3 separate regions of the Mus musculus genome follow, and regions 1 and 3 are each linked to region 2. The links are chromatin loops, found by intact Hi-C in ENCODE. Cell type or tissue: heart. All regions are shown on one strand. Links, peaks and the distances in the headings refer to the core of each region. The heading gives the core; the rest is flanking DNA.

The links. Hi-C counts contacts between places; a loop is a spot of excess contacts. Peaks named below come from ENCODE experiments on the same cell type or tissue, not always from the same donor. Only the 100,000 strongest peaks of a DNase experiment are listed, where the experiment ranks them.
Region 1: a loop joins it to region 2, with 3 times the contacts of the local background. A loop is called at or near these places in 4 of 42 quality-filtered maps.
Region 3: it touches region 2 in a loop (5-fold over the local background); 21 of 42 quality-filtered maps call a loop at or near these places.

What each region holds. Positions count from the first base shown.
Region 1 is chr11:11,969,641-11,980,739 of GRCm38, reverse strand. Grb10 (growth factor receptor bound protein 10) reads left to right here. Exons shown (of 17, transcript NM_010345.4): 3 at 10,098-10,317. The coding sequence starts at 10,124. Among named protein-coding and RNA genes, the nearest start is that of Grb10, 62 kb to the left of the region's middle. In heart, for the core only: a CTCF peak has its summit at 5,646 (motif pointing right); no DNase peak of the experiment used is centred there.
Region 2 is chr11:12,287,158-12,298,256 of GRCm38, reverse strand. All of the region lies in intron 9 of Cobl (cordon-bleu WH2 repeat), which reads left to right. Among named protein-coding and RNA genes, the nearest start is that of Gm12002, 22 kb to the left of the region's middle. In heart, for the core only: no CTCF peak of the experiment used is centred there; a DNase peak (open chromatin) is centred at 6,656; H3K27ac peaks cover 526 bases.
Region 3 is chr11:11,802,014-11,813,112 of GRCm38, reverse strand. It overlaps Fignl1 (fidgetin-like 1), which reads left to right and starts at 4,151. Exons shown (of 3, transcript NM_021891.3): 1 at 4,151-4,218; 2 at 6,898-7,017; 3 at 10,050-11,099. The coding sequence starts at 10,060. In heart, for the core only: CTCF peaks have their summits at 3,995 and 4,202; a DNase peak (open chromatin) is centred at 4,102; H3K4me3 peaks cover 2,500 bases; H3K27ac peaks cover 2,274 bases.

The sequences.
Region 1 (11,099 bases), core at 4,631-7,130, 320 kb after region 2:
TGTCTACCTCATGGTTTACCCTGTGGCACTTTTCTAAGGAATGGAAGAGTGGAGATGTAGCTAACCACAGAGTTTGACAACTATGACTGGATGTCTAACTTCCTGAAAGACTGTAGCTTGATTAACTTAACCACCATTTAGTACCTACTGTGTGCCAGACCCCACTGTTAGGTGATGAGGCAAAAATGAAAGAACTTAGTTCCAGCTGTCTAGAAATTCAAGTTTAATGACAAAGGGAGATAGAAGATTGAAATCCATGTCAGGTGAGAAAGGAACTAAAGAAAGTAATTAACATGTAATAAGGTAATGTGTCCAACTTTTGACTTAGGTGATACATTGTTTATTCTTTACTATAAAATACCATAACCAAAAGCTGCTTACAGACCACTTTATTTTGGGTTATAGTTCCAGAAGGGAGTCCATAATGGTGGGAGCATAGCCGCAGTCAGTCAGAGCAGGAAGCTGGCTGATCAAATTTCCATGAAAACTCAGGAAGCAGAATGATGGTTTTAACCAAACATAGGAAGCAAAGAGGGAGCTGGAAGTGATCTGAGGCTATAAACCCCTAAAGCCCACCCCCAGTGATGAGATTCCTCCAGTAAGGCTGCACCTCCCAAAGGTTCCGTTACTCTCCAAATGGTATAACCATCTGGGAACCAAGTGGGAGGCATTTCTCTTTCAAATGGCCCATAGGTCATTTGTTAGTCTCCATTGGGGTAATTGAATGACTCAGCCCCATTTCTCTACCTGGAAAAAAGAAGTAGAAAAATGATAACTTGACTGGTTTGGTAGGAATATTAGAAATAGCTAGAAAAATAGCCTGACCTGTGACATGTGCCACATAGAAATGGCACCTTGTAGGTACAGAGAAAATGGCAGCTCCGTTTTGTCCTTGTCATTACTAATTGCAACCTAGGGCAGAAATAAAAAACATTTTTCCTATCTGCATCTAGCTTATGAGGTCTGCATGGAACTTGTTCTATCAGGATACACATCTGTCACACTCTGAGGAGAGCCTTTGCTCCTGAGTCAATTCTTTAAGAAGGTGCTGCTTGCCTGGCTGTGGTGGCTCATGCCTTTAATCCCAGCACTTGGGAGGCAGAGGCAGGCAGATTTCTGAATTCAAAGCCAGCCTGGTCTACAGAGTGAGTTCCAGGACAGCCAGGGCTACGCAGAGAAACCCTGTATCTGGAAAAAACAAAAATTAGGTGCTGCTTAGGGCCATGTATTTATTTTTCATAACATAAAAACTGTTCTGAAAAGAGCAAGCATTCGTTTAGTAACTGTCATAATCCCTTCAGACTACTACAAGCCAGTCCCACAGCTTGGGTGGCATATAAGTAACAGAGATGTACTGCACTCACCTCTGCAGACTGGAAGTCCAAGATGGAGGCCTCTGCAAATGCAGCACCTTCCTCATTACTGCCTTCTGGCTGTGTTTGCAGCCGTGGGAAGGGCATATGTACCTGATCCTAGTTCTAATACAAAGCCCTCCTGACCTAATCACTTACCAGAGGTCCCACCCACCAATACCATGGAACTTGTCTCTAGTACCATTCAGACCTTAGCAGGAACTCCGTTCTAGTATTCCCTTAGCTAAGCCTTAGAGAGTGGGATTCATACCTCCCAGTGCATTCCAAGAGCATGTTGTAAACATGAACCCCAAGTGATCCTGCACTTTGGGCATATTAGGAGGTGGCTCTGGGTGTTCTAGTCTACACAGCCCTGGTCTGAACCTGCTTTGCTGGTGATGCTGCAGTCTAGTCTGTTCTAGAAGCCAGCTTTTGTCTCCTGGGTTTTTTGGTTCTGGGCTTTCCTGGGATGGCTTTCAGCCTCTGATGCCTTAACACTGAGACTCTTCTGAGAGCCGAGTGCCCTTTCTACGACTGCCTTGCCTGTAAACAGAGGTGGCGTCAACTTCTCTCTCTTAAGCACTGAGCAGACCCATGCTGGGAGGAGTGCTGGCCTCTGGAGTGTGTTTATAGACCAAGAACTTCACTCTGCCAAGAATTCCTTCATCTGAGGATACAACCCTGCTGTACCTTCCCACTTCCCCCTAAGCTGAAGCCAAAAAACATCCCTTCTTGAGCCGACCCCTTTCAGTTGGGAGTCCATGCTCACATTCCTACAGGACATACTACTCCCTGATAGGTGCCACTTAACCTAGAGCAGGTTTTAACTTCATAGATGGAATTACTTTTCCAAAAGTTGTTTAAAAAAAAAAAGGGATTTCATATCCTTCCCTGCTACTTTATATTTAACACCATAACTCTTTTCCAATGCTTGTTGAGTAAGTCTTCGTTATGTTTGGATTTTTTTTTTTTTACTGACATAAGCATTACACATATTGATAGGTACCATGTGATGTTTTAGTGCATGCATACATTGTATAATGTTCAAGTCAGGATAAACGTTCTTCTCAAATAATTAATCTTTGTGGTAGGCATTTAAAAATACGAAATGCTTCATGAATAGTATAGAGACATGGAGCTTGTCTATTTTAACATCTGTATCTCAGTACCTAAAAGAGGTTGGATAGGTAGTTTGTACTCACTTAAATATGTGTTGAATGAGGCAGCATTGGGTAGGTGAATAGATTTTGAATTTATGGAGTTAAGTTCTTAAGTGTACAGTGTTTCTATTTAATATGATGATAAATATTCCTTAGTGTCTCGTTTGGTTTTAAAACATTGACTCTTTGAGAGCTCAATACCCATGAGTGACAGACTTTTGGGCCATAACCTTGAGTTTCCTTTTCCAGTTCAGTGTTCTTAAACTAATATTTTTAGGGTTGATGGAAAATGGAAACCTCTAAAGTGACAAGTTATTTATATGGTTTCTTGTACCCAGGCTTCTGCCTGATTTATGATGTAATAGAAAAAGTAGAAATTGAAATGAGAAGGTTGAAAAGAAACAGTTTAAATTGCTAAGGAGGACTTGAAAGACACAGTTTATCGCTGTCTTTTTGGAATTTTATTTTGTAGATTGTGCATACATACAAGATATCTTCTAAAAGTAAAAATAGAAATTGCATGGCTGTATCTGTGCTTTTGAAATGTAGTTTGCAGCTCAGGTCTTTGGTTCTCATTTGGCAGGGTGAAACATTTTGGTAGTGGAAAATTCCTTTTCTGTGTTGTATGGGTCTTTGGTGCAGAATCCAAGTCACCTTAAAGAACTGGAAAGAGACTTAGTAATGTCCAGGTGCTTCCTTGAGCACTGTGAGAGGATACTATAAAATCCAAGGAAGGACACTTTCCTATGGGACACTTATTGAACACTGGGTGCCAGTTCTTTAGCTTTAATGAATGGAATCATTGAGTAAAATAAGTAGCTTTCCTTATTTATTTTAAATGGAATTATTTACAGATCCCTAAAACATAGTTTTAAAAATAAATCTCATAGGAATCAAAGTACAAATCAATTAATCATTTTGTTACTGTTTTGTTGTTGTTGTTGTTGTTGTTGTTGTTGTTGTTGTTAGAAGGTGGGTGATTTAAACAACCACTTCCTGCCACTATCCTGAGTAGTGACCAAGCATTACTTTTATACTGAAGATTCGTTTTTCTGAGGAAGAGGATCCCATGCTAACTGTAACTCACTTAAGAAACAGACAGCATTTCTGTGCCCCTGTAGCAAGCCAGTGCTCTCAGTACCTGGAGAGGCTAAGACTCCTTTGCCTCAGGGTTTTTCCTGTTCTTGTTTTGTCTCCTAACTTGAGGATTTCCTTCATTACCTTAAATTGATTTTCTCAAGGATTCCCTGTGACATTTCTCCCTGGCTGCACTGGTATCAGCACTGTTCACCTGAGGCCATTCTGAAGTCTGACTTGCATGAGTCCAGACCTATGATAGCCATCATGAGCAACATCCATGCCTGTCTTGCCTCAATCTCCTCAGATGAGGCATGTTTGAGAGGGGAATGCTGGGCAAGTTGAGAAAAAAAATAGGGAAGTGGCTCTAAATTGGGGATAAAGAGACTCTTAGGGTTTTGCTCCACACAAGGATCAAGTGCACAGGGGCTAGGATCAAGAACCCAGAACAAGTGGGCCCTGGGTGGTGAGTGAGCAGCTCTGAGAGAGGAAGGTAACATAAGGCTAGAGCAGGGTTCTGTCTTTGAAGTCTGAGCATGGAACATTGCTTAATTCTAGCAGAGGCCTGCCTAAATAAAGCAATAAGACTGGGACCTTAATTGCCCATGTTTGAAGGTATCTTAAAGTCTTAAGTTTAAAATTGCTTTTTTATTGTTTTTTTTTTAATGTAGGAACTGTTAGAGCCATGTGTGGTTGTACATGCCTATATTCCAAAGACTTGGAAACTGAAATAGATAGCCAGAGCATGTCTCAAAAAAACAAAGCAAAAGTAGTCATATTGGTGTGTAGCCATTACCCAGGTCTAGCCACAGAACTCTTCTCCAGGTGCAACTCTAAACCCATAAATGCCAGCCCTTATCCTCTCCCCCTAGACTCTGGCCACCTCAAACCCTCCCTTCTCTTTCTTTCTAGATATGTGTAGTCTTTTTCATTTGTACACATATATTTCAAGATCCCTAAAAGCTATAGATGCTTGTGTTTCAAGTACAAAATGGTGTTGGGTTTGCTTATAAAATAGGAACACTTTATATATGTTACTACTTGATTATTTATAACACCTAATTCTATAGAACTATAGGCTATAGGCTATACTGCATTGCTTTAGAAGGATGGCAAAAATCATCTGCAGATATTTAATGTACGTGTATAGATTTTTCCCCCAAATGTTTTTGCTCTGTGGTTACTTGAATCCATGGACATATGAAATCTTAAAGGAAACTAATAGTACCTTCATTTATTTTTTTAACATCTTTCACTTAGTTATTAAATATGCTTAATAATAAAATATTAGTGAATTAGTGCTTCCCTTTGTAACATTTCTCACATGTTTAATTGATTGATTTCTGCCCCCTCAGATTGGAGTGTGAACAATGACAGTTGTTCAATACCAACAACTGTTTTTTATAGTGAAGTATTGTTCCCTAGGTCATTGTTTTTAGCTTCAAGTGTACTTTAAAAGAGTGTTGATAATCATTTCTGTCTTTAAGCCTTTTTACCAATTGCCACAAAATGACCAATCAGAAAACAAACAAAGTAGCATATATACTGATTTGTAACTGAGTTTTTAAAAGACTTTACAAAAACAGAAGGTGCTTAAAGAAGAAGATCCTCTTATTAGGATGACAAAAGGTAACATGTTCAGTTAACAAAGTGCTGTCACCAATTCTGGTCACACACTTAATCAGAAAGACCAAATACGTGCTGTGTGTCTGTATCTGACTCAAGTCCAGGAAAACGGCAGCAAAAACATGGTCCAAAATTAAGTACCAGAAATTTCTCAGGTAGACATGCTTTTTAATTCTTCCTTCCCTGTCATTAAGTCACATAGACACACAAGCTTGCCTATAGCTCTTCATTTCCCAAGAGATGTACAGCCAGGGCAAACAAGGAAGGTGGTGAGTGTTCCTGGGGGGCGTGGAGGGGGGCTTACTGTGAAGATTGGGCCACCACAATGGATACATCACATGCATAATGCAAATGTCTTTAAGACAAAATAATGTAGCGAAGAAAACCCAGAACCACCGTTAAGCTCCAGTTCACGTAGAAAAGACACTAGATGGTGCTATGAACCAAGAAGTGTGTTATTTGCTAAGGTACTAAGGTACGCACGCCCGCATGCCCGGGCGGGGAGAGCCTCCTCTGCTTGTACCTCTCCCCTCTCCGTACCCTTTCCAGATCAGCACACCTCACTTGACTTGGGGGAGATATTTGCCAGTCATGGCTTATGAGCCAAATAAGAATTTATTTAACTAAATTTATATGTATTTCCAATATTTCCAAACAGAACTAGCCTTGAGTTTGTTAATGACAGTGAAGCAAGAAGAGATGTGAATTTTAGATCAGATGACCTCAAATATTTGGGGCAAAGTCCATGCCCAGTTGCAACTTGGCTCTTTATGGAAGGGAGACAGCTACTAAGAGTTTTATTTGGCAGCCATGTTTGTTCAGGAAACACATTCTTACAAATTCATTGGAGGTGAAATTGCCTTTATGAAGCCATTTTTCTTTTCTTTCCTAGCATTCTTTCTGAAGAGGTACCCTTGTGGAACTTGTTTCATCAGAGCATATCAGTCTGTCTCCTTCTTCCACTTCTGTTCACTGGAAGAAAGCCTTTTCCAAATGGTTTATGATAGCTCTGCTCAGGTTCACGGGAGTACAAAACAGTTTAGCAGTTAGCCACACGGGTAGAAAAGACACACAAGGTCCTCACTGAGAAAAATATAAGCTTGTAGAACATTTACAAGAACTGAAAGTGAGGCTGGTAAGATAGGTCAGCGGGGAAAGACACCTCCAAGCTTGACAACCTGAGTTTAATCCCAGACCCACATTGTAATTAGAAGGAGAAAATCAACCTAGACGTTGTCCTCTATCCAGCACCCAACTGCTGTGATTCATGCCTTGCCATAAGTAAATATTATAATTTTCTAAAAAAAAATCTAATATAATTTTATTATATCTAACTCCAGTACTTAAAAAATAAAATTAGTGTAGACCCTTAAGAATCAGCTGTTTAAACATAATTTAGAAGATTTCATTTTTAGTCTACATTTGAATTTTAGGAACTTCAAGTAAAGTCTTATCAGTAATTGTAAAAAAAAAAAAAATCCGAACATATAACTTAGTAATTGTCCTCATAGGACATATTAAAGTTGGTTTTTGAGTAAACCATTGTAGAACTTTGAGGCTTTACTTTCATTTTGACAGCTCTGAAAAGCTTAAAGATTTGGAGGATCTGAGCATAGCAGCTATATTTGATTAGTGAAGACCGTAACCTGGTAATTGGATGTTCTCAGATTAGCCTGGTATCCTTTCAAAGACCACCCAGTACAGTATATTCAGATGAAGAAATTACCCACTCCAGAGGAGAGGACAGCAATCTGAACGTGTTGTCTCTTCTAGAATCTACCTGCTTTATATGAATAATATTTGAATAGTATCAGAATTGCTTTGGCTTTGGCTTTACTACAGAGAACCAACCCAGGAATTTACCTGTTCCCCAAAAAAGAAATAGGACAGGAGACACCAGGGACTGCCACCAGGGGTCGGCACAGCCAAAGACTACAGCAAGCCCAGGGAAAAATAGCCATGAATGATAATCTGCCAGCACGAACCAAGCCATTTCATTTTCTCAGAGGCTGGGAGCGCTGTCGGACCAGGAACTGTGTTGCCAGTGGGTTTCTCTAGGAATAGAGCAGTAGAAATAGGGAGGGCTCGGTGTCTTACAAGGCTCTTTTCTGTCTAAACGCTTAGGAAGTAGCTCTGCATGGAGCAAAACTTGGTTCTTTTAGTCAGTGAATGGACCTCTCTCTCTCTCTCTCACACACACACACACTCTTTAGTATAGTGAACTTTGCGTTTCACCCTGTGTTGCTTCCAAAATGATCTGTCATCATAGAAATGCTTACTTTTGAGTAGAAGCATGGGTAATTCTTAATGGTTCATTGTTAACAAAATAATTGTTTGGGGGACAAAATAATTTAAATATGTTAATTAACCCTGAATGTAGATGTGTCAGGCACAGATTCTGGAACTGTCCTGTCAGTGCCAGACTTATGAACTCTAATGTAACTTCTGTTCCCACTGAGGTCTTCTCCTTAGCCATCCTCTGGTTCCCTCCTTTCATAAGTGAACTAAATGCTGCTCCACTACTATATCTGGTGAGGCCTTTAAGAGGCATGTCCCTTCGGAAGACAGCAGAACCTGAAAGTGTAACCCCTACCCGCCCTACTAGAGTCTTAGATCCTTGTTACCTAGGCAACCCCTAGCTGGGCAAGTGCTCTGCTTTGACCCTCAGCAATTCCCTTTGTGATACTTAGTTTTTTGGTCATTATTAATTACCAGTTCATCAGTTCATCACTTTTGTCCATTTAGTACCTGACTATAGGGTTAATATGTGACTACTCAGAACCTTTGCTGTATCAAGATCCTCTTTCCCCTCCTTGCTTTATCTATATACAGGTCCTTGACTTCATTACCAATCCGAATGCTTGTGTGCACCTAACTACTTCTCTCTTGGGCCACAGCCCACTGCTCCCTCCCTCCTTGTCAGCATCTCTTACACATGGTGTCTGCTCTTATTGCAGCAGTGACTATACCAGTCACCACTATTTTCAGCAACCTGCTACCTTGACTCTCCTAATGACCTTGGAACCTGAACTGCCTAGATGCACCATGGGTCACTTCCGCTATTCAGTTTCCATAATGTTCTCTCTTATATCGCCAAACCGGGGCCATTCAATGTTCTGCTTCTGCCTGTATATTCCCATAATTGTGCTCTGTTCCTTCACCCACCAGAGAAGTACTAATCCCTGGAATGGACAGTTTCTTTCTATTTCTTACACCAAGCCAGGTATTCTTTAGTGGGTTTTAGTATCTTTTGTTGTCACATCCTTTAGTCTTAAGAAACAAGAGAGAAAGAAAGGCCACCTAAGACATCGTAGTGCTGAAGAACAAAATCCTAGGCAAGGACACTACCACAGAATTAGTGGATTAGTGGCCCAGCTAGATCTAGAAAGATCCTTGAGCCCATTTGTTGCTCATAGCCCAGGTCAAACAAGCATCTAAATCTATTATCAAATCCAAGATGCTTTCTACTGCTTAAGGTTTTGGGGGGTGGGGGGAGCAAGTAACTTCATTCCTTAAACATGCTTCCTTGGCTGGTAGACCAGTTGCTTGTTTGTGTTGTTTTTCTGAAGAACAAGTGAAATGGAGCTGCTTATTCTGTATCAGACTCTATTATAAAACAGTCCCCTGGGTGATGGATATATTGCTAACTCTGTATTATACTTGAAGAGACTTCTAACCAAAACCTCTGGTATGTTGTCCTGGGCATGGAAGCTGTAAAAGCAATCTGGGCATGACAAGCAGGTTCAAAATGCCTTCTCTTATTTCTTACTATACTTTGGAGGCATTGACCTCTGTGAGAGTGATTGTCTTGCATACTGTGACAACCTTGTTTGGGGTTGTCACACCTGGCCATATCTTACAACTTGTGAAATGCTATGATACAATCAGCTTAGGTCACTTCTTACCCTATTGTTAAGTTGACACTTTTGGAAACACCTTCACAGCCAACTTCTGCTATTCAGGCTCTTACCATCTTTCCACCCCTTCTTCCTCAATGCTCCCTTAAGAACAAGAGTTGTATTGTAGATGTATCCGTAGAGACTGAGCACCCCATGATCAGTTCTTTATATTTTGTCTAGCTAGCTTTCTGTAATGGTTTCTATTTGTTGCAAAGAGGTGAGAGCTATAGTTATCTGTAGGTGTAAGGATGAGTTGAATCCAATTAGAAGCTATGCTGGTTTATTAAAGTGATATTTTAAAAAAAAAATCTCTAATATCCATGACTAACTTGTACTGGGAAATTGGGTAGGTTTCCAGCACTGGTCTTAAGTCAAATTAGAGAAATCATTGGTTGCCACCAAGATATGGGTGCCACTATTGCACTGTTACTGTCTTGCCATGCTGGTCACTGTTGTGATTCATGGGTGTTATAGCTGGTAGGACTGTTGGTCACCATGTTCGCTTCATAGCTTTCATAGGACCTTTTGGTCTTCTGAAAGCTACTCCTAAGGGAGGAGATTTTCAAGTCAGATCCTGCTTGGGTGTTCCAGATCTTATGTCTAAACTTCATGGTATCTTTAGCAATAAGGACGTACCTTCAGCTTCCAGAAGCAACCAATAGCAGCTGCAATAGCTGTATTATTCTGAGGGTGTCTTGGACTCCCCTGATGAACAACCCAAAAGATTTTTTTCATGCTTATTTGATAATATATAGCTTTTTCAGGAAGCATTGCCATCCCAAATGGAATAACTTCATTTTGAACTATACATGTAGTATGTATACACACAGACTTAACTTGTATTGTATGTTACTAATATGATTTCATAGTAATATTAAAATACTATTTGGTTTAGGAGCCTGATCATCCAAAGATAACCATTTTGGTGGAACTCTATACCCTCACTGACATTTTTTTCTTCTCTTGCCATTTTTTATGTACAGAGCATGGTCTTGGGCTTCAAGTACTAATGAACAACGATATTAACTCGTCCGTGGAAAGCCTTAACTCAGCTTGCAACATGCAGTCTGATACTGATACTGCACCACTTCTTGAGGATGGCCAGCATGCCAGCAACCAGGGAGCAGCATCTAGCTCCCGGGGACAGCCACAGGCGTCCCCGAGGCAGAAAATGCAACGCTCGCAGCCTGTGCACATTCTCAGGTGGGCCAGAACATGTGCTGTCTGCACAGACAATGCGCTCTGCTCTCCAAATGGTGATGGGCAGTGACTGTAAAATCAAGTTAGATGAGTTTGTTCTCTTAATAGCAGCTACAGTTGTTGCCCTATAATCTTGAGGAAGCCGACCCGCAGTCCTAAAGCCAAAGCACAGTCCTGCCCCCTACCCTTGTTTACTGTAGTTTTCCCTACACACACAGAACAATGGTGAATTTTGGCTTATTAATTAGACACTATAATATGTACAACAATAATTAATAGTACAAAAGAACAATTATAATGCTAATGAAGTCATATGAGTGAGTTCTATCCTTCCTGTTGTGATAGTGAAGTGACACAAAGTGGTAAGATGGAAGGAAGAAAGTGGGATAGTTGTTGTGATACACAAGGCTGCTGTTGACCATCTGTGGCTATGTCATCAGAATTTTCAAGTCATGCCTCTGCCAGCTGACCTCAAAGAACTAAAAGTGCAGCTCTCAATGGCTTTGGGTATGCTGTGTAACATTTCAGCGTTTGGTGTGAACTTGCTGCCTGGCTTAGCAGCTATACCTTTTCCTGAGCTCCTGATTCACAGCAGATTCCTTAACCATGCTCCAGGTTCATGTTCCTCAGAGTATTGTCTATAGACCAGCTACAGTGTCCTCCAGGGCCTACTCAAAAATGTACAGTCCCCAGAGTGGTTCTGTTTTGTTCTTATCCCTAGGAAACTGAACAGAAATGCATAGCTGTGTTAGCAAAAGGAGAGTCCTGGAACCTTGAGAGAACTT
Region 2 (11,099 bases), core at 5,557-8,056:
ATCTCGAGGTCCTAGGAAAGAACCTAGTGAAGAATCAGTACAGTATTAAACCAACTCATCACAATCTATTGTTAAACAGTAGATTAGTTTATCTCTCAGCTCTAATCAGGGAATGTTATTTGTACTATAAGTGGTGATTAAGACAGAGATACACCTTTGTGAGATACACATTTATATAAGCTGACTGCTATAAATTAAGGCATTTAGCAAAAGTTAATGAAAGCATTCTGTAAGAATCAATTGGTTATATAAAACTTATAAAAACAGTATTACATATTTTGTTTCTTATAAATATTGTGCTTCCTATCAATAGTGCAACACTACTTATAATTATTTATACTTTTCTTGCTGGACAGCTGGTTACTATTTATCGTTACAAAGAAATACCAAATGTAAATAAATAAAATAGAGAAAAGAAGTAAAATTTTCAGGAAACCTAGAGACAAGTTTATCTTTATTTTTCACAAATAAGTAAAGCACTGTGTTGACTAAAATAATTATACCCTTAGTGTCTTAAATCTTTACCTCATAGCATGAAATCAAGTTAGGAATAAAACTTTTTAAACATGAAGTGTTTTGAGAACTTCTTTCTGGATTACATAAATTTAAGTCCTTCGAAGAAATAAGGAGTGGCCGTATAAGTGTTTAGGGATGCTGAAAAGAACATTAAGTACTGTTGCTTCCTTTTGTCAGTTAAAGGAAATATGGTCTATGCTCTGAGCACTTTCATCTCCCTTAGGGAGCCATGTGCCATAGTGTAAATCCTAAGTCCTTGATTTCAGTCCCTAACCAAAAGACCTTAAAACTTCAAACTACTTCCCTGCGGAAGTCCTTTCTATTGCAGGTCAGTCTTGCCCTAAAGAAAACAGAAACTTAAGATTCAAACATTGGACCCCAGCATACACTAATGCTTCATGTCTATCTCCAACTCCATGAACTCTCACTTCTAAATTTGTGCTTGGGCTCAGCCTAGCATCAGCAGCATCAAGAAGGGATATCTAAACATGAGAACATTATAAAGCAAGACCACCCATTTCTCATTAGTTCTACAAGTAGTTTAGACATTTTCCAACAGGTAGTCCTGCTTCTAACTGGAGAGCTATTAGCATTTACAAAGAGCTGCTGGGAGTTGGGAAATCAGTTTCTTCAGCCCCCTGAGAGGGTCCCGTGCCCTCAACAGATGATCCTATACCCATGTCTGTAATGGAAACACTAAAGTGAACCCAATGGATATTTTAAGTGCATACATGAAGTTGAGAACAAGAAGTGGTAGGGTAGTAGCAAGGAGTTGAGAAGGAAGAACTTGGGAGGGTATATTTTGTCAAAACTCATTATATACATGTATGAAATTCTCAAACGATAAAACACTAAAATAGATGAGGTAGGAAATGACTTTTTCCTTCCAACTAATAGGTGTTATTGCTGTTTTATTTGGTAAGCTGAAAGACCTACAGTGAGTGCAATGACAGTTATAACACATTTTTCACTGGAGATGAATTCTACTGCCGGATCAATAGACCTCTTTTAACAACGTATCTGGAAAAAGACTAAAAAAAGCAATGCTGACGTCAATTGGCCAACACCACTCTGTGTGCAATGTTAAATCTCCAGGGTTGAAGTGCATGATACCAGCAGGCGGTTGTTCCACCAAGACTTTACATTCATGTTTGCCATCTATTTCCTCTACAGTTTATTGCTGTGCGTCGTTCCCTACGCATGCCAAGCGTTCCTGATGGACAGGCTTCTTCCTGCCTCAGGCTTTTCCTGGTATCTCTGCTGTCCTCGCTCTGATGTTGCTGTCATTCTTCGTTCTCCCACTTTCAGGACAAAAAGTGTTCATTTGTACCTCCCATTACTTTCTTTAGAATTTACATATAAATGCAAAAATGACAAAGACTTGTTTGAGGTTCATTTTTTTTTCTTTGAAGGGGTAAGGACTTTGCAATATGAATTTTAAGTTGATAATATTGACTTATCTGAAATCCCCGGGTACTTGTATTTCTTACTGTTAAGTATACTGCTTTATCTGAATATATCCTTTTTGTATTCAATGTTATCTTCCAGAATTTAGTCTCCGTTTTCCTCAAACATAGATTGTATACATGATTTTTCTGGTATTGTCAATTTGAACTGAATAGACATATTCCACCTACCTTGTGAAACAAAGTATTGAACACGTGCACTCTCACCTTCTGGAACCTAGGATCTAGGATTTTCCACATGTCAGTTCATCACTTCAACTCCTTGAGGTATCTGTAGTTTTCCCATTATTCTGTCCTATGCCAGTCAGCTAGTTTACAGAACAAATGAAAAGGGGAGATGTTTTTTCCTTCACCTGCATTATTCATCCATTCTTCTTTTCCATTCGAGACTCATCAAGAATTTACCTGGTACTAGGCATTGTCTGGATTGCCAGAAAATAAAAGTAGATAACAAACACATGGGTTTTACTTAGCTGTGCAAGGGAGAAATGGTGTCTTTCATTTGACAAATCCTGGTTCTAAGATTTATACAGATGGCAGGGATGCCAAAGAATATAACAGCTATGTCTACAAGGGGCTTTGGCTCTTCCAAGATCCCTGTGCAACCGTGCGGAAACTGACGTACTTACTGTCACTCCCATCATCCAAGACAGAATAGGTAAGAAGGATCATATTTAACATGCAAGGTTAAGCAGAAAGGGCAAATGTTTCTTGCTTACTTTGATCAACTTTTTTTAATGTACAAAGATACGTTTGATCTGGAGAGGTTTTTCATGTTTCTCTCCAGAAGAATCTTTTAAAGGTTGTGCTTAGAGTAATTTTTACCTACAAGATTGTTGTCTTGTTGATCACAATGAAAACATTAGCTGAAAACTATAGGAATGATCTTAGCCGATGCTGGTATGTGTGTGTGCTGAAACAATACAAGCTGGAGCTACAGGAAACCTATACAGTTGAGGGAAAGCCAAAAATTAATGAGAATCTCTCTCTTTCTGTCTCTGTCTCTCTCTGTCTCTATCTTCTCTCTTTTTCTCTCTCTCAAAAAAGTCCTTTGTCTTTTTGTTTCTTTTCTTTTTTATTTTCCTTTTTGCATTGAAATAAAGGACTTTTGTCTGGTCAATAGCAGTCATTTAACCTCAGATCATTAAGTGGGAAATCTAAACAAGAAAGGTAATGTTTATAAAATGGTGGGAAAGCATCAGGATTTATGAGCCAGACATTCAAGCTTGTAGATGATTGTATATAATTACAGCAATAAGCATTTTTGTTTTGTTTTTTGTTTTTTTGGTTTTTCAAGACAGGGTTTCTCTGTGTAGCCCTGGCTGTCCTGGAACTCACTTTGTAGACCAGGCTGGCCTCAAACTCAGAAATCTGCCTGCCTCTGCCTCCCAAGTGCTGGGATTAGCAATAAGCATTTATTGGAGAAGTATCTATTATACAGAAGAAAGGTGGCAGCAAAACTTGAGCACAGAGGGAAGAGTGATGCTGCCTATGAAATCCTTGGCTAAAGTGTAGGAGATATGGGGAAAAAAAAAGGGTGAGAACAGAGTTTCCACAGACACACATCCATACTACACAAACATGAAGGGAAAACAGTTAAGTACATGACAAACACAGCTTGACTGCAAAAGTTCCACTTACAGGATCATAAAGGTCACCTATGACATGGATGGCTAGTCTCTGACACTCCCTGGTTTACCTCTATGACAGAACACCCGAAACCCTGATACAATAAAGTCAGACAGATTAGTATCTGCTATACATTATACTAGAGTCTTATAAAAATTAGAAACATTAATTTCCCCCAGTGCATCTGCCTTTCAGAAAGGCTTCTCCTCTCTGACTTACTCCAGAACCCATCCATGACTTTGTAGGCTACGCCTTCTCCTGATAAGCCAGCTGGAGAAAAAACATGTAATGCCTTTTCTCCATAATGTTGTGCATGCTATCAGTAAAAGATGATAGTTCCCATGTCCTGACTGGAGACCCACAAATCAAGCAGACTAGTCACTGACATGTCCCCTTGCACATTCATAGAACAGAAAGAGCCATGGAGAATATGTAATCCATAGTAAATGCCAAGGAAAAAGAAAAATTAGCTATACTTACTTGTCAGTTTTAATTGGCTTAAGCACGTCTGCTTTTACTATAGGGGTCTGTACAGTAGACAGGGAGACACACTGAGTCTGTAAATTGCATGTGTTTTGTCTCTGAATGTGAAGACTCTGAAAGCCTCTCATTTTAAGTAAAAGCTGTTAACTTTGCAGCTGAAATAATTTGGAGATCTTTTCCAACTGTTTACTCACTGGAATTTCATTTTCGCACCCATTATAATCAATCACACATTGCATCTGTGTTTGTGATGCTTATCAGCTGCTAATTTTCACAGTTTTTGTGTTAATTTGGATCCATAATATGATTCAGTTTGTTCACAACTTTTATAGTTCATATAATCAGATTCAAAATATTTCTATGTGCAAGCTAACATTTCCCATAACCAAACAAACTTTTTGCATTAGAGGTAGGATTATAGCCTTTAAAAAACAAGGATGAAGGTAAAGGCCTTCCACACAAGAATGCAAGGTTCATTTAAACATCACAATCAATTAGAAACTGTTAAGGTCCTAGAGTTCATCTAGTATAGAGTGTTTGCTGCTGGTCTTCTCTTTGAAGGTGTATGTGTGTGCGCATACTGTTGTATAATTCAGACTCAAGGGCTGTGGATCAGGGAAATAGTTCAAAATAATATTTACCTCATTAGTCGCAATGCCTAAACAACAAGCAAACTTCAAACATTTCACTGAAAACCAAGGCCTAACTAGTGCAAGTGTGAGGCTCAGGAAGCCTCTTTGGAATGAGGTCATCTTTCTCTTCATTGGCTGGATGGAGTCAGTACTTGCTGACGGAGTGGTCCCCTTTACATCGTCACTTCTATGTATATTCCAATTTTAAGACACTCAAGTAACGTCTAGCCTTTTGTCTTCTTCTTCTTCTTAAGGAAATAGTTCCTTTTATCATAATGCACGAAGCTGCATAACCATCAGAAGACAGTGTCTGCCAATAATCTCCAGTAAAGAACAGAAGAAAGGAAAGAGGAAAAGGACACAGAAAGAGGAAGAGCTTTCAGGATTATGAACATTGGATAGTTGTAAATTGAGTGAAAGGAGAAATGTGAGAGAAAAATAACCCAAACCTGAGTCCAGATGGAAGAATTGATGTGCACCACACATTCTTCTTGGGCCTGGAATAGACTAGAATTCAAGAACTCCTGCATCTTCTGGTGGGATATAGGAGGAAGTGGCCTAGGAGAAGGTAAAATATCCCCTGCCTCACACAAAGCTGAAAACAGGAGAAGGTCAAGCTGACTCCACCAGAGTGCGTGGCAGGGATACATATACACGCACATGCACATGCACACACACACATGCACGCACATGCACACACGGTGTGATTATAATTACATGGCCTTGCTGCTCAATAATGTTTCCTGTGTAAAAGTTTGGTTTAACTCAGAATGCTATTCCCTGCTGGAGCATATGAGAAGCCTTCCACACAGACCTATGTCCCTCCAGGCAAACTGAGCAGCAGGTGCCCCTCTGCTCAAAATGGAAGCCTTCTGGTCTCCTTGACCCTGACATTCATATTGGCACCTAGGACTCTTGGAGGTGCTGCCTTTCCACTTAGAGAATTAAAGGGAGAGTAATTGTGTCTTACAGTCAGGCTCCTCGCTGTCTGACCAGAGGTGGACAGAGGTGTAAAATTAAGTATATGCTATTAATAGAAGCTTCTGTTTGCGCAGGAGAATGGGTGGTTCTTGGTAGCAATAAAGAGCCTTTGTTTTCATGGCCAGTTTCTCTTTTTGCTATGTGCTGCCTGAACTCTGAAGCACCTCATTGACAGCCTCTCTTTCCAACATTTTTTTTCTTCTCCTCAGTTTTTTTTTTAAATAAGCAAACTTAATTTATGCCACAGTGTCTCAAACGTTTCTTTCTGTGATTCATAGCCATTTTTACTCTGCAAATATGCATATTTTGTGGACAAATAACACATTATTCACATATCTATATATACCACTGTATGTCAGTGTTATATATAAATCCAGTTAGGATTCTAGCAAAACATAGTTTCTAGTGACACTGTAAGTTAAATGAGAGGTAAAACACCATTCTAGGAGTTAACTAGGAGATTATTGAATTGTAGTTGTTGAAATTAATGTCCCTTATAATGAAGTTGCCTTGATCTAGGGAGAAGGAAAACTGGATAGGGCATGTATTCCATGTAGTCATCTAGATATATATATATATATATATATATATGAAAATGCAGATGTGTAAATATGCACACAAGAAGGTGACCTCTGTCCCCCTATCCGTTTCCAGAGGAAATGTGAGACTATTCTTAGTGTTGTTTTCTCCTGTCAGGGAGCCATAAATGTGTTGCTCATACATTTGTTAACCGTCCTCTTTGCTATCCTAACCCCACCTGACAGCCAACTGACAGGGCCAGCTTCAACCAGTCTCCTTCTGGGGAGTTGGCAGCGTGGGTGCCAGGGCAGAATCTTTCCAGGCTCCAGTGAGAAGTAATGCCCACCAACCCACATTCTTTGCAAGCTTGGTGGTCCCTAAGGGGCTGGTTTATTTAAGGCATCTTTGGAAAACAAGTGGTTTTGGCTGCATAAATACAACCACCAGGGGGAGCTCTGGTTATCCTGTTAGTGTACTGCTCTGCAGAATGGAAACAAAGATACAAAACATAAACCCCAGGGCTTTGCTTTTGTGCCGGTCACACAGAACAAGCAGGCTCGGTGACTACAGTCTTAAAGCTGGTCCCTCTCTAGTCGCACAAAGAATGAAATAAAGCCAAAAGAATCAACCGATTTGCCTGAAATCACACAGTTATGGGAAGGCCTGTACTCAGCTTAGTAGATTCTCCATCTGCTGCTGCTGAGGTGACTAGTATGTGGTCACATTATGACTGTGAGCTTATGTGTGTGTGTGTGTGTGTGTGTGTGTGTGTGTGCTACTATATCTTTGTATCATTTATACATATACACATGCATAATTTAGAAACACACTGATGCACACTGTAAACATATGTGGAGGCATACACAACACATATGAGTATCCATGTCATATACATTCATTGCCATGCATTCATCACTGTTGTGGGCACACTATGTCCATATGTACATTCGTAACACGTATACATTCATGCATGCAGACATAAGTGCACCGTGTGTGTGCACATCTCAGTGTATAAGCTGGCACAGTATATGATATTATTACCTTGTGCCTGCCAGTTTGCCTCACTCAAGATATTCATGAGTCTATGTTTGGCTTTGTAAGAAGAACTGTGAATCTGTCCATTTAGTTTTCCCAGGAATCGTTGTTGGCCTCTTTTATTGTCTGTCTTAGGTAACTATGACCAGATACCTAAGAAAACACCACTTAATGGAGGGAGAGTTTCTTTTGGAGCACATTTTGAGGTATCAGGGCATGTTAGCAGGAGCATGAGGCACTGGTCACGTTGCATCTTAGTTAAGAAGCAAAGAGTGAACAAGAGGTCGAGCCAGCTATGAAACATGAAGGCTCCACCCCTGATGACCAACATCCTCCAGCAAGGCTCTACCTCCTAAAGTTCCATAACCTTTAAAAGAAGCACTACCATTTGGAGAAAATGTATTGAAATGCATGGACATATGGAATACATTGTATATCAAACCACCATGATTCCTAATTTGCCACAAGAAGGAGGTCTGAAAATTGAGGAGAGCATGATCAAACCATCATTAAAATGGAGAGTTACCTATCTTTGGACAGGTCAGAATCTCATGCTATCATATTAATATGTTCCGGCTTCCTCCTTTATCATTAACTTTATACTTATTTCTGCATCCATTGGATGTTTGAAGCCTGTGGAGCACGTGACAACTAGAAGGTGGTACATAGTGGGTCTGCAAGAAGGACTCAGCTGGAGACGGACAGGGTTTTGTACTCCATGGATTCACTACTCATAGGGTAAAGGCATGAGGTAAAAAAAAAAGCTACTGGGGGCCCCCATTTTTATAGGTTAATTCTTCAATCTTTATCAGAGCCCTAACAAGTCAGAGCTATTGTTAACATCCTCAGTTTACAAATAAGAAAACTTTGGCACAGAGTAACTTGTCTGAGGCCAAAGACAAGTTCATCCCTATGCCTAGACTTGTTCCTTGCCAGTCATGTCCCACGCACTTAGCTTGTATTCTATTTCCTGCCTTCATTATGCCTGCCAGTGTATGGGCCGGTGTTGTGCATTGTCTCTGGCTTCCCCTTTTTACCTCTGAAAACTGCCCATATACCAACAAAAGGAGAACGCAGAGGATGGCAGCCCTTACCATTTGAGGTATACAGCCAGTGGTCTGGTCATATTTGAAGCTCATGGACTGGGTCCACAGCCACCAGTTGATATGTGTGTTAAAACTCTATCCAACAGCAAGTGCAGAGATTTAGCCAAATCACCATGCTTACATACTTCCCAGACATGGACAGTTCTCAAGACTAGACTTAGACTCTTCTCCTCAGCCACACCATACAAGAGTCCCCTGCCTTGCTGGGGCTGTTATTACATATCAGCAGCTCAAACAAGCCATGCCCTCTCTGCCAGCTCTGAAGGTTAAAAGTCTGTGATCGTGATGTCAATAGGTTAGTTCTTTCCAATGCTCGCTCATTGTTTGGCTCATGGATGACATTTCCTCCACTGCCTGCATAGGTCTTCCTTCTATTTTGGGGATCTAATCGCTTCATCTTTTAAGAATACAAGTCATATTGTCTCATGCAAAGAGGCCTGCCTATGGCCTGACTTACTCATTTACTACTGTAAAGCCCTTTTACACAAAATGTTTCATTCTGAATTTGCTGTGGTTCTATGTTTTTTTTAGAACAAATCTTGGACCATGATTGCTGTCATCATCTCGTGGTTGCTAAGGAGATAGTAGAGACAACAGAGTACGATGCACCCATGCATAATCATGGGACAATACTAGAACCTGACTCTAGGGACTTGGCCTTTTTCAAGCTACTAACTCTGCTGACTTTCTCCACTTACCATGACCCTGTCTCTGAAGAAGCCACTTTCCTGTGGGCATTCCTGTGCTTACCCTAACTGACTTTCATTCTGCTCACAGTATCTAGAGTAGCTGCAGTTCTGAACGCACTGACTTCCCCACTGACTAGCAGAGAAAACCTGTCCGTCGCAGGAGCTGCTTCCAGGGATGGTCAGTAACTGTGACAGCCTGCACCATGCTGAAACCAGAAGCCCCTCTAGCTCATGCTGTCCCTTTTCTGACGTGTACGCCTTAGCCTCCACTGGGGTCTTTCAAGCATTTGTGAATACATGTGCACCTATGTGCTGTTGTTGCTGCTGCATGCACACGTGTGAACACACATACACACATGATTGAAGCCTACTTTGTATCTTAGTTGCATTTGAATTTTGGGATTTATAGATCATTCATAGTCAGCTCAACATGTTTTCCTGTTTATTCTGTTTATTTGCAGAGCATTGTAAAGATGCTTCATATTTATGGACTTCCGAATGTTTTCTGAAATCAGTTACTCATACTCCTCTCGTGTAATGAATTCTATCCATCTTAAAGGTTGTCATGTTGTCACCAGTTTTTCCCAGCTAACAGGACTTCTGAGGAAACCAAGCCAAGATATTAACCATTAGCTACAGATTGTGTTGCCGACTTCCCAGGCAAAAGGGCCCTTGAGACTCTGCTCCAGGGCCTGGCGGCCTCTGTGTTTTGCTTAGACTTGTTTTTGCTTGACCTATGCAAGGCATCTTAAATTGTTTGTATAAACTGCTGAATCAGTTAGTAGCTCTTAATTATAACTTAAAAAAATAACATAAAATGTGCAACATTAGATATTTTTGAGGACATGATTCTGTGGTTGTTGGGGTATTTACATGACTGCACAGCAGACTTCCAGGGCTTTGCCATCTTCCAAGTCTCACTCTGTATCCATTAACTCCAGTTTTGCCCTTTTCCTCAACTTGCCAATCACACTCCCATCTCCTGTTTTACAATAATCTGATGCTCTAGGTATCTCATATAGATGGAATCACACCACATTTGTCTTCCTGGGACTGACTCATTGCCCTCAGCATAATGGCCTCGGGAATCATTCTTACGGTAGCACACAGCAGACTTGCTTTCCTTATAAAGACTCAATAGCTTCCATTGTTTGTGTATACCATATTATCTTTCTCCATTTATCCATATACAGATATATTTGTTTATACTTCTTATCAGGAATAATGCCAGAGGGAACATAGATGTACAAATATCTCTTCAGAGTCATGCTTTCTATCATTTGTCATTACCAATCCAGAAATGGGCTACTGAAATGCTACTTGGTATGCCTTTTGTCTTGGCCTGTTCCAAGAACTGTCACTCTAAAGTTAGAACTAGCTCACTCAATCCAAAGTAAGTCTCATGTGAGTTCTAGAGTCAATCATGGTGACTGAGCCACGCATCTAGAATGCAATGACCAGAAACAAGTAACAGCAAGGGGAGTGAGAGCTGTTTGGGTCACTAAGATCCTTGTGCTAGGAAACTAGGTTGTTCTCCACATAGGAGAGAAACACTTCTGAGCAACCCCAACCTTGAAGTCCTTCAGGATAGGCAAGACTCAAGCTGCTTGGGACCAGCTCTTAACTCTGTTATTACATAATCTCGGGCAATTTAATTGTTCTCTTCTGCAATTTCTATGAAAAGCAAAACTGTCCTTGAGAATTATACAAGCAAATAAATATATAAACATTTAGAGTGATAACCAACGTGAAACAAATCAAAATTAGTATGAAAGTGGCTACAATTCAAAATGTAAGAAAGTATACATTAAAACCTAGATGTGTGTGTGTGTGTGTGTGTGTGTGTGTGTGTGTGTGTGTGTTCTTATAATAAAAAGAGAGAAGGCAACATCAGTTTGTCCTGTGAAGGTGTTATGGGGTACAGTAGTACCTCTATGCCTTGTAAGTGGCTGATGATACTCTGGATATCTTCGACATCCAATCAGACCACTCCTGTCACTCAGCCTGTCTCTCACTGAAGTCCCAAGGTCTCTTTCAATTTCA
Region 3 (11,099 bases), core at 3,070-5,569, 480 kb after region 2:
CATGGGGTAATGTTGTTTTACTCAGTTTGCTTTCTTACAGTAATGAGGCCACATCAGTCCAGGGGTGGCACTGCCTATAGTGAGGCCAGTCTTCCCATATAAATCTTCAATCAAGAAAATGTCCCACAGGTCAATCTAGTGAGAGCATTTTCCTCTTCCCAAATGACTCTAGCTTTGTGTCAAGTTGCTAGCAGCACATCCCATCTTCTTGGCCTTTCTTCAACATGGTGCTCAGACACCAAAACACCCAGCCCTAGAAACAGGAAGAAGCGCTTCCTCCCAGTTAACAAAATCATACACCCGCACTTACTCTATGCCAGGTGCTGCTATCCACATTTAAAAATAGCAACTCAATACCTATTTAAAAAATTCCATAGCTGGGCGTGGTGGCGCACGCCTTTAATCCCAGCACTCGGGAGGCAGAGGCAGGCGGATTTCTGAGTTCGAGGCCAGCCTGGTCTACAAAGTGAGTTCCAGGACAGCCAGGGCTATACAGAGAAACCCTGTCTCGAAAAACAAAAAACAAACAAACAAAAAAAAAAAAAAAAAAAAAAGGAAAAATTCTATGAGGTAAGCTGCATGGCAGTGGGGGGTGGGGGGTGGGGGTTGGGATTTGGTGCTTATGGGACAAGATCCATTTATCTTCCTGGGTAAACCTTGCCTTTGATCCCAACTATACATTATTCAGATAGAAGTCAGTATTCCAAAGCCAGGCAGGCATAGTGCTTTAGTGCTTTACTGCTTCCAGTGCTTAGAAGCCAGAGGCAGGTGGGCAGATCTCTTGAGTTCAAGGCCACCTTGACCTATAAAGCGAGTTCCAGGACAGTCAAGGCTACACACAGAAACCTTGTCTTGAAAAATCAAAACCAACCAAACAAAAGCGAATTGAGAATGCCGGGACGCGTAGCAAGTGCATTTAAATCTGTGCCTACTGCAGTTGCTCACTGGAGCACAGTGACCTCTGGTGGCAGTGATGCGTGATGCTAGACCTCAGGTTTTCACTGATTCCAGGCACTTCAACCTGGAGCTGAGAAAGCCCTAGACTTATCTGGACACAGCAGACAGCCAACAAAAGGCTTATCCTGGAACATCTCTTGTTTAGAACGTAGCAGAGAAAAGGCTTCCTGGAACTGGAGATCCAAGTCAGGCTGACTGAATACGAGTCAGCACACAGAAAAGGCCGAGATAGAAGGACCTGGGAAAGGGATATAGGACAAGACCCCAAGGCAAGGCAGGATTGAACTTTTAACATTGATTGAATCCAATCAATGGCATAAACTCAAAAATGGTATTACTGGTATTCTACTCAGAAAGTTCACATTTGAGGAAACATGGTACTTACCCAATAGCATTTTGGCCTAATGATTGCTGTATTAATTTTTTTAAATGAATAATATAAATTCCCAAATATTAATAGTGTTTACTTCTTTGGTATCAAAATCTGTTTCTTGAGCACTTCTCTCTGTGTGCCATAACCTACCCTTGTAAAAAGTAATGGGAAAAACAATACAAAATTACTAGCAAAGTAAGTTGCTTGCATAAACTGGTAATATTTGAAAAGGTCTTTTTAAAGAAACTTGTGTTGTTCCCCAAAGCAGACATGCAATAAACAGTCACAAGAAGAATTATGGCATGACCCCATAGCCTGTTCAAACTAGAAGCAGAAGAGTCCACACATGGACCAGTTTTTCCTAAACACAGCAAATTCACAGCAGCCAGAGGCCAAACTACCTCAGCTTGACTAAGTCTGCTCTAACCTCACAAGAGAAATGAGCTGAAGTGAGCTGAATCAACCTGTCAGCTCCTTTCCGACAGGCTCGGCTCCCTGCGTTACGAAGCTCACCCTTCTGTTCCTGCCCAGTACCGGCTCTTGTTCTGTTTTGTAGAGTGAAGGTTGCCCCGTTCGGGAATATAAAGGCTAACGAGAACTTTGTCAGACTTGTTAAAATTCTGCCTCTGGTCGTAGGGGAGAGCACCGTCTAATGAAAACTTTTCATTAGGACTGTATGTTCCATTCATGTTAGACTGTATATCCGAGGAATGGCTGGCTACATCTCCAATCTTCACGGGTCCTCTTTCACCAAGGCATGTTTGAAGTGGATTTCAGGATCCAACTGTACTCGGGGAATCTCAGAAAAAGAGACAGATTTAATTTTGTCCCATCTTCTTTCCTATCTCTACAACAGCCCACTTCTCACATTGCTTACAAACATAGTTTTTTTTTTTCTTCCCTGAGACAGGGTTTCCCTGGCTGTCCTGGAACTCACTTTGTAGACCTCTGGCCTCGAACTCAGAAATCTGCCTGCCTCTGCCTCCCGAGTGCTGGGATTAAAGGCGTGTGCCACCATGCCCGGCCAAACACAGTTTTATAAACACTTATTATTGTGTGTTTGTGGGGAAAGGACATGTGCCTAGAAGTCAAAGGACAACTGTGTGGAGTTGTTTTGAATCCTTCCACTTTTTCGTGGGTTCTGGAAGCCACACTAAGGCCACCAAGGTTGCACAGGAAATAAATACCTTTACCTGAGACATCTTGCTAGCTTACAAACACAATTTTTCTGGCAGAGGATGCATATTATTTGGGATCATTTTATTTTCTCTGATCAAAACAAATTAGCCAGCTGAACTGTAACAAGCATTGTCTGAGATTATGGTTATAAACTCATAAATACATAAACAAGAAGAAGCTCTCCCACCAAGGACCAGTTCTGTCTGCTTAGGTGGCAATTTCTTTCTTGCAGGTCCAATAACTTCTGACCATGAAAATAGAGTCTATCAAAAGCAGTTTGTGTTCTCGGTCAGCAAGTTTACTACTTGCATAGCTTAAGCCTTAAACTCTTCCACAGTAGACACTGGGTTGTGAGCCTAACAAAGCCAATTTAAAAAAGACGGACGCCAGAGAATAATGTTGCTTTTTGCAGGATTCCTGGTCTTATAAAAAAATAATTAAAACAAAACAAAACCCAGACTCAGTAGGAAACCGAAAGGCAATTTTGAATTTAGGGGAAAAATAAGACAAGCTAGACATGTTGGCAGCCTCTGGAGGAGGCAGACGGATAAGGGGAAAAGAGACCATGCTTTTGGAGTTAAAGGTCAGAAAGGCAGGCAGGCTCAACAATGCAGGCCTGGGAATGGCTGCATGGGTAAGGAAGGTCTTCAGCCTGATTAAAAATGCCCAGAGCCGTAGAGCAAGCAGGGTTAGGAGTGTTGGTCAGTATTTGAAGGAGATAGGATGAATAAAAGAAAAGTACAGTTTTCCCAGTGAAAACAGGCAGGCTTAGCGATGAGGGTTGTAGACAAAGAAACCAAAAAAAAAAAAAAAAAAACCACCCAACAACCCAGCACAGCCCCCCTCCTCTCCCCTCTCTGACAATCAGCTCCCGACTGCTTGGAGCCTGACCCAATGGCTTGTTATGCCTATACAAACAATTAAGAACCTAACCCTTGGTGACCTCTCCCCAAATTGCAAGCCGTCTTGGTTGGTAATAGAGAGGTGGGGGTGGGGTGAGGTGGGGCCCAAAGCTATGAGGGGAAAGTTCCCTCGGTGACTCCAGGACTGTCCATGTTTTAGCTACCTACGATTAGTTTTTTTAAAAAAAAAAAAAAAAAAAAGCTCTTCAGTTCTTACTGGACCCCTGCCAGCTACTACTTCGGTAATCTCGGTATTCCGTCTAATGCTGGCTGTAGCCTTTGCTAAACCTTCCTGTATTCGAGTCTCACTATTTGATAGCTGCTGCTGAACTGGTTAAGGCCGGAGGGCGCCGGGGCGGGCAGGCTCTGGAGTGGCGGCCCGGAGGCTACACCTCCCCTTCCCCCTCCCGGGCCGCTTTCGCCCTCCCAGGGGACTCGTGCTCTCTACACTCCTGAGCTTTCTTTCCTCTCTCACTGCCTCTGCCTAGGTGCCTTTGCAGCACCTAGCTCGGCAAAAAGAACATATTAAGGCTGCAGTGAACGGGAAGCCAAGGGTTTGCTTAGATTTATCGCCACCGCGCGGGCTAAATCTCCCTCATAGAGCGCGGGCCGGAAACCCAAATTCCCGCGTTAAGGCCTGGGCGGTGACCTCAGGCCTTCCGAGACTCCGCCCTCACGCTGCGTGCAGCGCGCGCTCAGCCGCCCTTACTCTACACGCATGCGCAACGCGGGCCGAGCCGTCACTTCGCGCAGGCGCACTTCGAAAGGCGCGCTTTTCGGTGGCTGCGGTCCCGGCAGGGAGCACAGGTGGGCCCCGGTAGGCTGCTGTTCGCCGCTAAGCCGGCGGGCGGAGGCTGTGGTTGCCATGCCGGGTGTACTTTGGTTTTGTTTTCTTCTGTCCGTTCTTGGCCTCGGGTTGTCGGAGAGGGTGGCCTTGGGAAGCCCGCGGCCAGACGGCGGCTGGGGCTGAGGGACGCCGTTGGGCGTGACGGTTTGGGGTCAGTCAGCCACAGCTACCCCCCGCTAGGACTGCTGGGAATGCTGTAGCTGGTTTGCCACCTAAATGTACTCATTTTGAGTTTCGTGCTTTCGGCAATACTAACACAGGTGAATTTTCTCCGAAAATCAGAAATGCTCCAGCATCTGAACTTGACGCCTAAAATAACATCCTCATCATGAAACTTTTTTTTTTTTTTTAAATTCATTCCTGCTCAGAAAATAGTATCTACAGTTAACCGTCTGGTTATGTAGCTAATGTATATTTTAAGTATACGTGAGTTGTATTTAGAATGGAGTCCCCTACCTGATGTATGTGTCAATACCTAGAAATCAGACACACTCCTGACCCCGAGCAGTTGGACTAAAGATACTTTTCAGTTGTGATAACTGGTTCCAGGCCATACGCAGTCGCTACGGCCTGAGGGGGGAACCTTCCAAAGGGAAGAAATAATAATTCATAATCTATCATATTTCTAAGTTCTGGGGACCCTATAATGCAACAACCTGTCAGCTAAATAATGGTGCACGCTGTTTCTCCCCAGGTGACGACATAGCTTAAGAGATATTCTCAGAGTCACTGCTGAAAGAACAGATTATGTATTCAGAATTCAGGGCCTGGGAAATGGCTTAGTGGGTCAAAGCTGCCGAACCTGAGGACCTGAATCCCTAAGAACTGTCCTGGTAAAAAGAGAAAATTCAGTTCCTGCAAGTTGCTCTCAGACTTCCCCAATTTATTACAATTAATTAAAACTTTTATGTCCAGTGTCTAAAGCTAGGTCTTACAGCTTCAGATCCTGTGTTCTAAATTCCTATGCTACTTTGCCACTAGTAAACTAGAGTTCTGTAAAGTTCAAAAATGATGTCTGGAATATAGTAGGCCCTCCAGTTTTTAATCATTTTAGTGGATACCATGAACTACGTACTAAAGAAAATCTAAATACAATGAGAAGTAGTTCTTGTTTGCAGAAGCTTCCTGTCTAGTTTGAATGACCAAAACATTCTTAATCAGAAAATTAACAAAGTAAAGAAAATTGAAATGTAACTCGGTTGCCCATACTTTATAGATTTCTATCAAGCACAAAGGTTAAAATGACTTAGAAGTGTTAGATAATACGGTCAGTACTTGTGTCATTGAGCAACAGACTGTTTTGGGTTGTATGTAGTTGTGGGATATGACTGACTGGAAAGGAAGGAAAACTTGGTCGATAACTTCTAAATACAAAGATGGTGGTGGAAGAGGACAGTTTTTGGAGAATGACTAGAATAGGTGATTTTAGGTGATAGACTGAAATGAAGCTATAAAGATAATTATAATCATTGCGAACCTTTGTGGAGGATATTTTCCAAGTTACTTCTCCTTCAGGTTCTTTTTTTTTTTGAGACAGGGTTTCTCTGTGTAACCCTGGCTGTCCTGGAACTCACTCTGTAGACCAGGCTGGCCTCGAACTCAGAAATCCACCTGCCTCTGCCTCTGCCTCCCGAGTGCTGGGATTCAAGGCGTGCGCCACCATGCCTGGCTTCCTTCAGGTTCTTATTTCTGGTGTTGTATAATGGAGAGTAAAATAAGGTTAAAGCAGATGAAAGCAGGGCTACTTACTTGCCTCAGAACTGTTGATCCAGTTTCAATTTAAGTAACAGTTTGACTAGATGTTAAGTTTCCCATTATTATAAGCAGAGATGTATGCTTACCTACTTATAATGTGGTAAATTTTTTCCACAGCATTGTCAGAGATAATAGCTATATTAACCAGGAGTGGTTACCCTTTTACTCCCGGTGCTTCAGAGGCAGAAACAGGTGAATCTCAGAAACAGGTGAGGTTGAGGCCAGCCTGGTCTACAGAGTGAGTTCCAGGGCAGCCAGGGTACACAGAGTAACCCTTTCTCAAAAACCTACCACCATCACCACCATCAAAGCTGTATTAAATATAGCTCACATAGAAAGTATTGATTATTTAGCTGTACTTCCAGATAAATAGAAATTAAATTTAAAATGTAGATATTCTTTTGCTTTATCATAGTTCTTAGGGAACCAAATGGTTTTCTTAAAATTTTTTCATCTTAGTATCTAGGCAAAAAGTTGTACATTACAAAAGTAGTTTTTTCATTATTTAGTGGTAGGTTGGGCACATTTGTGTCAAGCTGTGCATGTGGATGGCAGGGGACTGCTTTCAGGAACCACGTAGGCCTGAGAACTTAACTTGGCAGGCCTGTGCTAAGCTCTCTCCTTGGCCCCATTGTATATTTCCCTAAGATTCTTTACAACAATGTGAAGGGGCTTATGAGACTATCTCAGGAAAAATCTGAAATAAAACCCCTATCTAGTAGACTATTTGGCTTATTCTTAGAGTTTATTTTTTATAGGTTTTAATTTTTAACACTGAGAAATGGGGGAAAATTTGGAAGATTTGTGCCATCATGTTTCAAGTGTTTATTCACGATAAATCATTAAAGATATGAAACATGTCACCATCTTTCTGTTCCATGCAGCTCATCCTGTGCTGATAACATCGAGAAGTGTTCAGTGCCTGGTAAAGTACATAGACCTTGCTTCACTTGGAACTCGGCCTTGATTTCTGCCGTTGGTCATAATCAGCAGAGTTCTCTCTAGTGAGTCAGTTCTTTAACTCTCTCAGCTCAATTTCCACATTTGTATAGCAGGGGTACAAGTCTTCAAATCATTTTCATAATCACCTGATTTGATTCTCACAATGGTTCCTTCAGAAAAATATGAACATCCAAAAATTGTAAGTGGCTTGCATAATATTATCTGATTTTTCTTAGAAAACAGCCTTAAGATTTAAAGTTTCATTATGGCATCTTCATACTTAGTTTTGACCTGTTCCCCTCAGTGCTGCCTCCTACCCACCTACCCTTTCCCTTGTTCCTTCCCTCACTAGCCCCTCTTGCCTTCCTGTTACCTGTCCCATTGCCCTATTTCCCTCCTCCCTAAGGATGTCTACCTCCTCTCATGACCACCTTTTGTTTCCATGGTCTACAAAATACATACGTAAATGCACACACACACACAACACACACACACACACAATTTCTAACGCTTTGTACCTTCTTATTACGTGAGTCATTGCTCTATTTCTCAACTTCCTAAAAATCACAACCTCTTCTCATGATCCCCTTCTAGTTCTGACCTACAAACACATATAAATGTGTATGCACATAAAATCTCTAAATCTAGATTTTGCATTCTGAATGTCTTATTTTGCATAGCGTAAGATTTTCAGTTGCATTGATTTACTGCAAATGTCAGGATTTCATTTTTCTTTCTTTTTTTTTTTTTTTTTATGGTTTTCGAGGCAGGGTTTCTCTGTATAGCTCTGGCTGTCCTGGAACTCACTTTGTAGACCAGGCTGGCCTCGAACTCAGAAATCCGCCTGCCTCTGCCTCCCGAGTGCTGGGATTAAAGGCGTGCGCCACCACGCCCGGCTCATTTTTCTTTTTGACTGCATAGAACTTCATTATGTATTTATATGTCATCATTGATGTACATTGAAGTTGTTTTGTTTTATGGCTGCTGTAAGTACTATAGTTATAAACATGGATACACTAGCATTTCTGTGGTGCGTGGACTTAGAATTCTTGGAGTATATACCCAAGAGTACAATATTCAGTTTTTTTTGAGCAGCATTTACATTGATTTTTCTAGTGGCCAAACAAATTAGCATTTCCACCCCCAGGGAATAAGGGTTTCTCTTTCCCTATATCCTTGACAGCATTTGTTTTGTTGATGACAACTATTCTGACTGGGAAATAGAATCTCAAGGCAGTTTTAATTTGCATTTCCCCATGACTAAGAATGTTGAACACTTGTGCAAGTATTTATTAGCTGTATTTCTTTTGAGAACTGGTTAGTTCATTAGCACAGTTTTTGATTGGAAGATTGAGGGATCGTTTTTTCAGTTTTTTATATATTCAGAAGGGTATGTGTGTGTGTGTGTGCTAATGAGTGTGTACATTGTGGCCAAAAGAAGGTGTCAGATCCTCTAGAGCTGGAGTCACGGGTGGTTGTGAGTAGTCATGTGGTTGCCCTGTCCTCTACAAGAACAGCAAGTGCTCTTAACTGCTGAGCCATCTCTCCAGCCGCCTTCACATTTTTGTAGAATCTTGTAACTGGTCTGGGGTCATAGCTTAGTCTTAGTGAAGTGCTTGCTGTACAAGCATAAAAATGAAAGTTTGATCCCCAGAGCCTATATAAGATATCTGGCTGGGAGGTGGTGGCACACGCCTTTAATCCCAGCACTTGGGAGGCAGAGGCAGACGGATTTCTGAGTTCTAGGCCAGCCTGGCATACAGAGTGAGTCTCAGGACAGCCAGGGCTACACAGAGAAACCCTGTCTTGAAAACAAAACAAAACAAAACAAAACAAAAAAAGAAATCTGGACAGGAAATATGGTGGCACATACTTGTAATCATGCTGTGGAGGACAGGCTGGTCCTTGGTGTTTACTGTCCAATCAACCTGTAGCCTACTTGGTGAGCTCCCATTCAGGGAGAGACCTGTCTCCAAAACCAGAGTGGACAGTGCTTGAGGAATCATCTTCTCCACCCCACAGGAGGATATTTTGGTTCTCTTGTATTTAGTAAGACATGATAAATGGCTTAAAAAGTGAGAGTTTATAGGAAATTCTGTTGGCTGCCGAGAAGACTGTTTTCCCTGTTAGATACAGTAGCCTGTAAGTATTTGTTGAGTCTGTTTAATCTCTGGTGTTGGTTAAGTCTGAAGTTTCTTTGTTGATTTGTTTGGATGACCATTCTCATGAGAATGGGAAATTGAACCATTAATTAATTTTAAGTCTTTTTGTGCATATTATTTTTTTTAAAAAAGATTTATTTATTATTATACATAAACATAGCTGTCTTCAAACACGCCAAGAAGAGGGAATCAGATCTCATTACGGATGGTTGTGAGCCACCATGTCTCGGACTTGAACTCGGGACCTCTGGAAGAGCGTTAGTGCTCTTAACTGCTGAGCCATCTTTCCGCCCCTGTGCATATTCTTGTACATACACCTGTGTGTGGAGGCCGAGTATCCATATTGGGTGTCTCCTGTTACCTGTCACTTAATAAATCCTTCCCTTCTTTAAGTTATTTATGAAAGCTTTTGGACAGAGTCTCATGTATCCCAAATTGGCTTTAAACTTACCATGTAGCTGAAGGTGGTGACCTTGAACTTCTCTTGCTGAATCTACCACCCAAGTGCTAGGATTATAGGCATGTATAGTTATATCCAGTGTGTGTGTGCTAGGGATCAAACACTAGGGTTCAGGCATGTTAGTAAGCAGTCTACCAACTGCATCACATTTCCCAAGTCCTTTCTTTGGTTACCTTTAAGTCCTTTCTGTTTAAACCCATGAATAGTTTCTCTGTAGGAAAATAACTTTATAAGTAAAACAGTTTAGCATCTATGAAATCATTTGGTTGTCCTTAATCTTGAAGACTGTATCATTGTATCTTTGTGTCACGAGTACTTGAAATATATGATTAGCTAGATGTTTCTTTGACAAATAATCTGTCTTTATAAATGAACCTTATAAATTTTATTGTACTTTTTTTTTAGTGGAGAGTTTTATACTTTTGTTTTCTTCTTGATACTGATTTGCCTTCAATTTTGTCTTGTGTTATAGAACCTTTGACATGGAGACGTCCAGCTCCATGTCTGTGGAGACGACTAGGTCTGTGCAGGTGGACGAATGGCAGAAGAATTACTGTGTGGTTACATCCAGCATATGTACACCAAAGCAGAAGGCCGATGCATACCGTGCACTACTACTGCATATTCAGTATGCATATGCCAACTCCGAGATCTCTCAGGTCTTTGCTACCAACCTGTTCAAAAGGTATACAGAAAAATACTCTGCAATTATTGATTCTGACAATGTTGTAACTGGCTTGAATAACTATGCAGAGAGCATTTTTGCTTTGGCAGGATCTCGACAGGCTGACAGTAACAAGTGGCAGTCTGGATTGTCAATAGATAATGTTTTCAAAATGAGTTGTGTACAGGAGATGATGCAGGCTGGCAAGAAATTTGAAGAGTCTCTGTTGGAACCTGCTGATGCATCAGTAGTCCTGTGTAAAGAGCCCACCGCCTTTGAGGTTCCTCAGCTTAGTGTTTGTGGAGGTTCTGAAGACGCTGACATATTATCCAGTTCAGGTCATGACACAGATAAGACCCAAGCCATTCCAGGGAGCAGTCTGAGATGTTCCCCTTTTCAGAGTGCTCGGCTGCCTAAGGAAACTAATACCACTAAGACATGCCTCACCTCCTCAACATCTTTAGGTGAGTCAGCCACTGCAGCATTTCACATGACACCATTATTTGGAAACACCGAAAAGGACACTCAAAGCTTTCCTAAAACCAGCACAGGACTAAATATGTTCTTATCTAATCTGTCTTGTGTTCCTTCTGGCTGTGAAAACCCTCAAGAAAGGAAGGCTTTTAATGACTCTGACATCATTGACATACTTTCCAATCCAACACTGAACAAGGCTCCTAGTAAAACAGAAGACAGAGGCCGAAGGGAAGATAATAGCCTGCCTACCTTTAAAACTGCAAAAGAACAATTATGGGTAGATCAAAAGAAAAAGGGCCATCAATCCCAGCATACATCTAAATCTTCTAATGGTGTTATGAAAAAGTCTCTGGGAGCTGGGAGGTCGAGAGGGATATTTGG